Regions from separate parts of the Homo sapiens genome. Here region 1 is linked to region 2. A link is an interaction called in ENCODE POLR2A ChIA-PET data of the cell type or tissue named here. Cell type or tissue: Panc1. All regions are shown on one strand. Each heading gives the region's core, and the rest is flanking DNA. Links, peaks and the distances in the headings are about the cores only.

What was found. Peaks named below come from ENCODE experiments on the same cell type or tissue, not always from the same donor. Only the 100,000 strongest peaks of a DNase experiment are listed, where the experiment ranks them.
Region 1: POLR2A ChIA-PET joins it to region 2 with 6 read pairs; 1 of 35 experiments calls an interaction of 5 or more read pairs at or near these places.

What each region holds. Positions count from the first base shown.
Region 1 is chr9:83,026,216-83,029,139 of GRCh38, reverse strand. The region is part of intron 1 of RASEF (RAS and EF-hand domain containing); the gene reads left to right. Among named protein-coding and RNA genes, the nearest start is that of RASEF, 35 kb to the left of the region's middle. In Panc1, for the core only: no CTCF peak of the experiment used is centred there; a DNase peak (open chromatin) is centred at 1,409.
Region 2 is chr9:83,421,552-83,424,475 of GRCh38, reverse strand. The region is part of intron 1 of FRMD3 (FERM domain containing 3); the gene reads left to right. Among named protein-coding and RNA genes, the nearest start is that of FRMD3, 120 kb to the left of the region's middle. RefSeq lists an enhancer at 128-422 and a silencer at 128-422. In Panc1, for the core only: no CTCF peak of the experiment used is centred there; no DNase peak of the experiment used is centred there; H3K27ac peaks cover 1,783 bases.

The DNA.
Region 1 (2,924 bases), core at 124-2,623, 400 kb after region 2:
CATGGGCCCTATATGGTATTTGTTTGCTAGGGCTGCCTAGGTATTTGTGGTAACAAGCATCACAAACTGGGTGGCTTAAACAACACAAGTTTATTTTCTCACAGTTCTGGAGGCTAGAAGTCTGATATGACTGTATCAGCAGGGTTGGTTTCTTCTGGGGCCTGTCTCCTTGACTTGCAGATGGCTGTCTTTTCCTGTGTCTTTACATGATCTTCTCTGTGTGTATGTCTGGGTTCCTATCTCTTTTTATAAGGTGACCAGTAAGATTGGATTAGGAGCTATTCTAATGACCGCATTTTAACTTATTTACCTCTTTAAAGACCCATTTCCAAATATAGTCACATTCTGAAGTACTGGGATAATAAAGGTACTTCATGATGTTGTGGTGAGCATTTGAAGAGAGGATGCATATACATTTCCTTACACATTACCAGGAATATGGTGACTACTCGCTACGTATAACTATTTTTATTACAATTATAAATTGTATTCTATCTGACTGTCTTCTTTTCCAATTGTGAGATGGCTGTCTGCATGGCTTTTCAGTTACTGAGGCCTAGGATTATTGTCATCTTTCTTGCGCCCTCATAGCATCTTAAAATGCTGCCTTCAACAGAGTAATAGGGCAAAAGCCCAAGGAATGTTGATCAAGTGGGTGGGTATGAATTTTGTGCTCAGGATTTCTGAGTGGTCTTCTGTGGCTGTTGCTTTGGTGTCACACCATAGATGGCTGTGAAATGCTCTCAGACTTCTTGGTTCCTGGAGTGGCCTGCCCAAAAACTAGACGAGCACCTGGAGAAGAGTAATCTCTCCATGTCAGGGGCAGGAGACAGAAGTTGTTGTGCATTGTCAGGGGAGAAACTGTAAAATCACAGAACCAGATCACCAAACATAAGAATTATCCAAACGTTGGAGGTGATTTTTAAATCAGGCAGTGTGTCAAAGTGATTGGCTTTCCTGCAATTATTAGCTATCCCCAACATTTCTGGACTTAATGAGAATTGATAGAATTATTTGATGCTGGTATTATGGTAAGTTATCATCTCATGCCCAAAGAATTGACTGTTCTCAAAATTTTTGGTATTTCTTGTTTCAACTGGTATAAATGTTCTTTGCTTTAAAAAGTGTTGCTACTGTCACAACCCGGTCACAGCCTTTGTTAAATACTAGCAAGCAGGGATCCACTAGGATCAGAAGAAGAAGGCCAGATTGCAGTCTCTGATATAAGCTGTCCAAGGAGGCCAATATGCAGCCCATCAATCCGGAGAAGCATGGATACGCTGGGGAATAGTGGGCTTATTAAGTCTACACCTGGCTATAGCATCCATCCATAGCAGATGAGTTACACAGGCTTCATTAACTAGACACAAAGGGTATATTATTCATACATCATGCTACATTCCTGTCGGTGAATCAGCTCTTAAACTGTGAGTCACGGACACCACCACCCTCACCAACTAGTTCCTTTATCCTCTTTCAGATCAGCTACTGAATCTGGTTAATTTTTCTTTTGAAATACCTCTGAAAATGTTTATCTTTTAGTAAAAGATTTTAAATAATAACTATGAGGACTGTCACAAATAAATAGTGTGATACAATAAGAAATATGTAGTTGGTCTTTGTCCCATCTTCCTGGAATACAGCTCCTAAAACCTTTGGAATCTCCAGAATGATGAGTGTCTTTTGTATGGTAGTGAGAAGGCTGGTAGCTGGGGACCCCTAGACCTTCAGGATGGGGGCTGAACATGATTAAGATTAAGAAAGACTGACGTGATTAGAAGGTTGGAACTTTCAGCCCCATCCCTGACCTCTGGGGAGGAGAGAGAAGCTGAAGATTGAGGTAATCACCATTGGCCAGTGATGTAATCTCTCATGTCTGTGCAGTGCAATCACCATAAAACCCCCAAAACAATAGTGTTTGGAGAACTGCTGGGTTGATGAACATACTGAGGAGCTGGGAGGGTGTTGTTCTGTGCACCCACACTCTGCTTCCATACCTTGCCCAAAGCATCTCTTCCATTTGGCCATCCTGAGTTATATTCTTTATGATAAACTGGTAAACCTAAGTCAAGTGTTTTCCTGAGTTCTGTGAGCCATTTAAGCAAAGTATGGAACTGAAGAGGGGGTCACGGGAACCCCTGATTTATAGGTGATTGGTCAGAAGTGTACGTGGCAACCTGGAACTTGTGACTGGTATCTAAGTGGGGAGCAGTCTTGTGGGACTGATCTCTTAACCTGTGGGGTCTGTGCTGACTCTGGGTAGTGTCAGAATGAAATTGGATTGTTGGACACTCAGTTGGTATCTGAAATGTTGGAGAATTGGTTGGTATGAGGAAAAAATCCACACATTTGGTGTCAAGAGAATTGTGACTGACATCAATGCAAATATATATAAAAATGTGAATTTATATGAAGTTACTTTTAGCTGACCGTAACATAATAGGTATATTCATTGCTGTGGTTTGGCTGTGTCCCCACTCAGATCTCATCTTGAATGGTTATCCCCATAATCCCCATGTGTCTAGGGAGAGAGCTGTTGGGAGGTGCTTGGATCATGTGGGCGGTTTCCCCCGTACTGTTCTCGTGATAGTGAAAGAGTTCTCAGGAGATCTGATGGTTTAAGGAGGAGCTCTTCCTCCTTCACTCCTCACTCTTCTCTCTCCTGTCACCATGTGAAGAAGATCCTTGCTTCCCCTTCTGCCATGTTTGTAAGTTTCCTGAGGCCTCCCAGTCATGTGGAACTGTGAGTCAGTTAAAAGCTCTTTTATGTATAAATTACCCAGTCTTGGGTATTTCTTTATAGCAGTGTGAAAATGGACTAATACACCCACTGTTATGACGATAAAGGCTGAAACATGTCTTATCAGGGGTGGATGAAACATGGAATTAAGTAACTGATTTAATGTTACCTAATTTTTCTGTAA
Region 2 (2,924 bases), core at 119-2,618:
ACACAGCTGCTTAAATTATACCGGGCAGGCTTTCTCTTAAGGAAATCTCCATTGCAGATAGTGTAGCGAAGATAGAGATTCAGTGGTCTGTATATTTTTGCTTCGAACCCTGAAATTTTTGAAAACCACATAGTGTAAGGGTGGAAGGGTAGACAAGGGAAAGTGATTCTGTATCGTCTAACATTCACTGTTTTATAGAACTGCAATTTGAATGTACAAGGTGCTCTTTGTGTAAGAGCAGGAGACATGTTTACCATTCAGCTCAAGGCCAGCGTTGAACAGGGTCATTGTGCCTCCTCCCTAGCCTCTCAGCAAGGGCCATGGCCACGACCGTCTGCATCCACCTGGAGCTTGTTAGAAATGCAGAGACTCAGGCCCCTCCCCAGACTACTCCATAAGAAGCTACATTTTAATAAGATCTTCAAGTGATTTAAAGGCACATTAACGTTCAAGAAGATTTACTCTTGACTGGCATGGTCCGATAGAACTTTCTGTGATGATAGAGATGTTCTGTATTTGCAACATCTGATAAGGTAGACACTAGCCATATGTGGCTGGGAACTTGAAACAGGGCTAGCAGAGCTCGGGGCCGCGGCTCATGCCTGTAATCCCAGCACTTTGGGAGGCAGCGGCAAGTGGATCACCTGAGGTCAGGAGTTTGAGACCAGCCTGGCCAACATGGTGAAACCCCAACTCTGCAAAAATACAAAAATTAGTTGGGCATGGTGACACAAGCCTGTAATTCCAGCTACGCAGGAGGCTGAGGCAGGAGAATCGCTTGAACCTGGCAGACGGAGGTTGCAGTGAGCTGAGATCACGCCACTGCACTCCAGCCTGAGCGATGCAAGCGAAACTCCATCTCAAAAAAAAAAAAAAAAAAAAAAAAAAAAGAAACAGGGCTAGTGCAACTAGGGAACTAAAGTTTAAATTAAAATTTAAATAGCTACATGTGGTTCGTGGCTACCAAATTGGGGCAGCACCATATGAGACTCTAGGAGGCTTTGCTTATAGGCTTTCTCCTGATGGCAGTGTTGGTGCCCCATCCCTGCCTGGAGGTAATCAGTCCTCCTTGCATGGCCCAGGGTTACCACCGCATGTTCTGGGGTCCTCATCTATGACTGTGGCTCTGTGCACAGTCCCTGGGATGAGTGCAAGAGCCTCAGCATTCCTGACACTCTTGCTTTCCTCTCTGGAGAATTTCAGCTGGTTGGCCTCAAAATTAGATAGGAAAATAAACTTAACAATGAAACACCTGCATTAAACAAATGCAAGACATTCAAAACTATCCTTGTGTAATTGTGTTATTATTCCACAACTTTCTGAAGATCAGAGTACATACTGCTCTACCTTGCTCCATCTATAATGTATATATCTTCAAAATATCGAAATTGGTGCTTTTTTATTGGCTTTACTCTTCTTTATATTACTCTGTCCCCATGGAGAACTCGAGTTCAAATAATTTTAGTTGCTGTTCCCTGAAGAGGCCTTGAGAAACTTTGGCTTCTAGGTCTTTGCTTAAGCATTCGTTCCCTGGCCTGGTGGCCTAAGCAATCCTCCATCGGAGGCTTCTGCTACCTAAACATCACCTTTGTTACTGTGATGGTTTAAGCAAGTTCTGTAACTTTAAGACTCCTTTATTTTTCGCCTCTTCATGCTGATCATCTCTAAACATTGTTCCAAACTTAAAATTCTTTTGATCAAATTTGGCAACACACAACACTTCCCAGCTGTTCCCTGGTGATACATGGCTAAGTGATGATGCAAACATCTGTTCTGGCTGGAGTCACTCTCATATTTTACCAAGCAGAGTTCTGTGATCATTTGTCCCTCCCTCCCACCATCTGATCCTGGGGTTCTGCTGAGGTGAGGGAGATTGAAGAGCCATTTGGTGAAGGAAAATGAAGCTTGCTATGAGAGGAAAGAACGTTTATTCTAACATTAAACTATTTACTGACAAATGTCCATTTGCTTACACTTCAGAAATGTGTTTTCATCAGGTATAGCGGAGCTTGTCATCGCCTTATGTTTATTTTTGTCCTTAAATATTGCTGCTGATCAAGAGGCATCCACACTTAGACATAACCTAAGAGTGGGAAGGGGCTAGAGTGATCATTTCATCATATGGAGGAATGAAGAGCTTTCTGGGAATTGGTGGAAGAGTCAGGTTAGGAACTTGGATCTTTTGACTTATAGGTCTCTTGAGGGTCTTCAGGAGGCCCATGGGCCCCTGCGATTTTTTTGTTTTGTTTTTTTGAGACAGTCTCACTCTGCTGCCCAGGCTGGAGTGCAGTGGCACAATCTTGGCTCACTGCAGCCTCTGCCTCCCAGGATCCAGCGATTCTCCTGCCTCAGCCTCCCGAGTAGCTGGGATTACAGGCATGCACCACCACACCCAGCTAAATTTTGTATTTTTAGTCGAGACGGGGTTTCACCACGTTGGCCAGGCTGGTCTTGAACACCTGACCTCCGGTGATCCACTTGCCTCTGCCTCCCAAAGTGCTGGGATTACAGGCGTGAGCCACTGCACCTGGCTGGCCCCTAAAATTGCAGCAGTTTTGTGTGTATGTTCAGTGTAGAGAGAGTCCATTAGCATGTGTGAATTGCATGCTATCTATTCTTTTGAATTCCCCTGACTTTAGTGGTTAGTTTGACCTCCAACTCCTTACATTTAAGATAAGGCCTACAGAACATTTGCTGCATAATTATGCTACTCAGAAAAGTTAGATTTCCTGGGAAATAACTTTGTATCAAACCATTCTGCCATTGGCAACTGCTGGCTCCAGGGAGGAGAGGGCAAGAATGTTTACCTGACTGCCATCAGTTATTATAAGGGAAAATAACCCTCAGCTGCCATCTTATGAATCAGGGGATGGAAGGGCCATCTTCTTACTTGAAGTATGGCTCATTGCATGGTTTCTATGGGT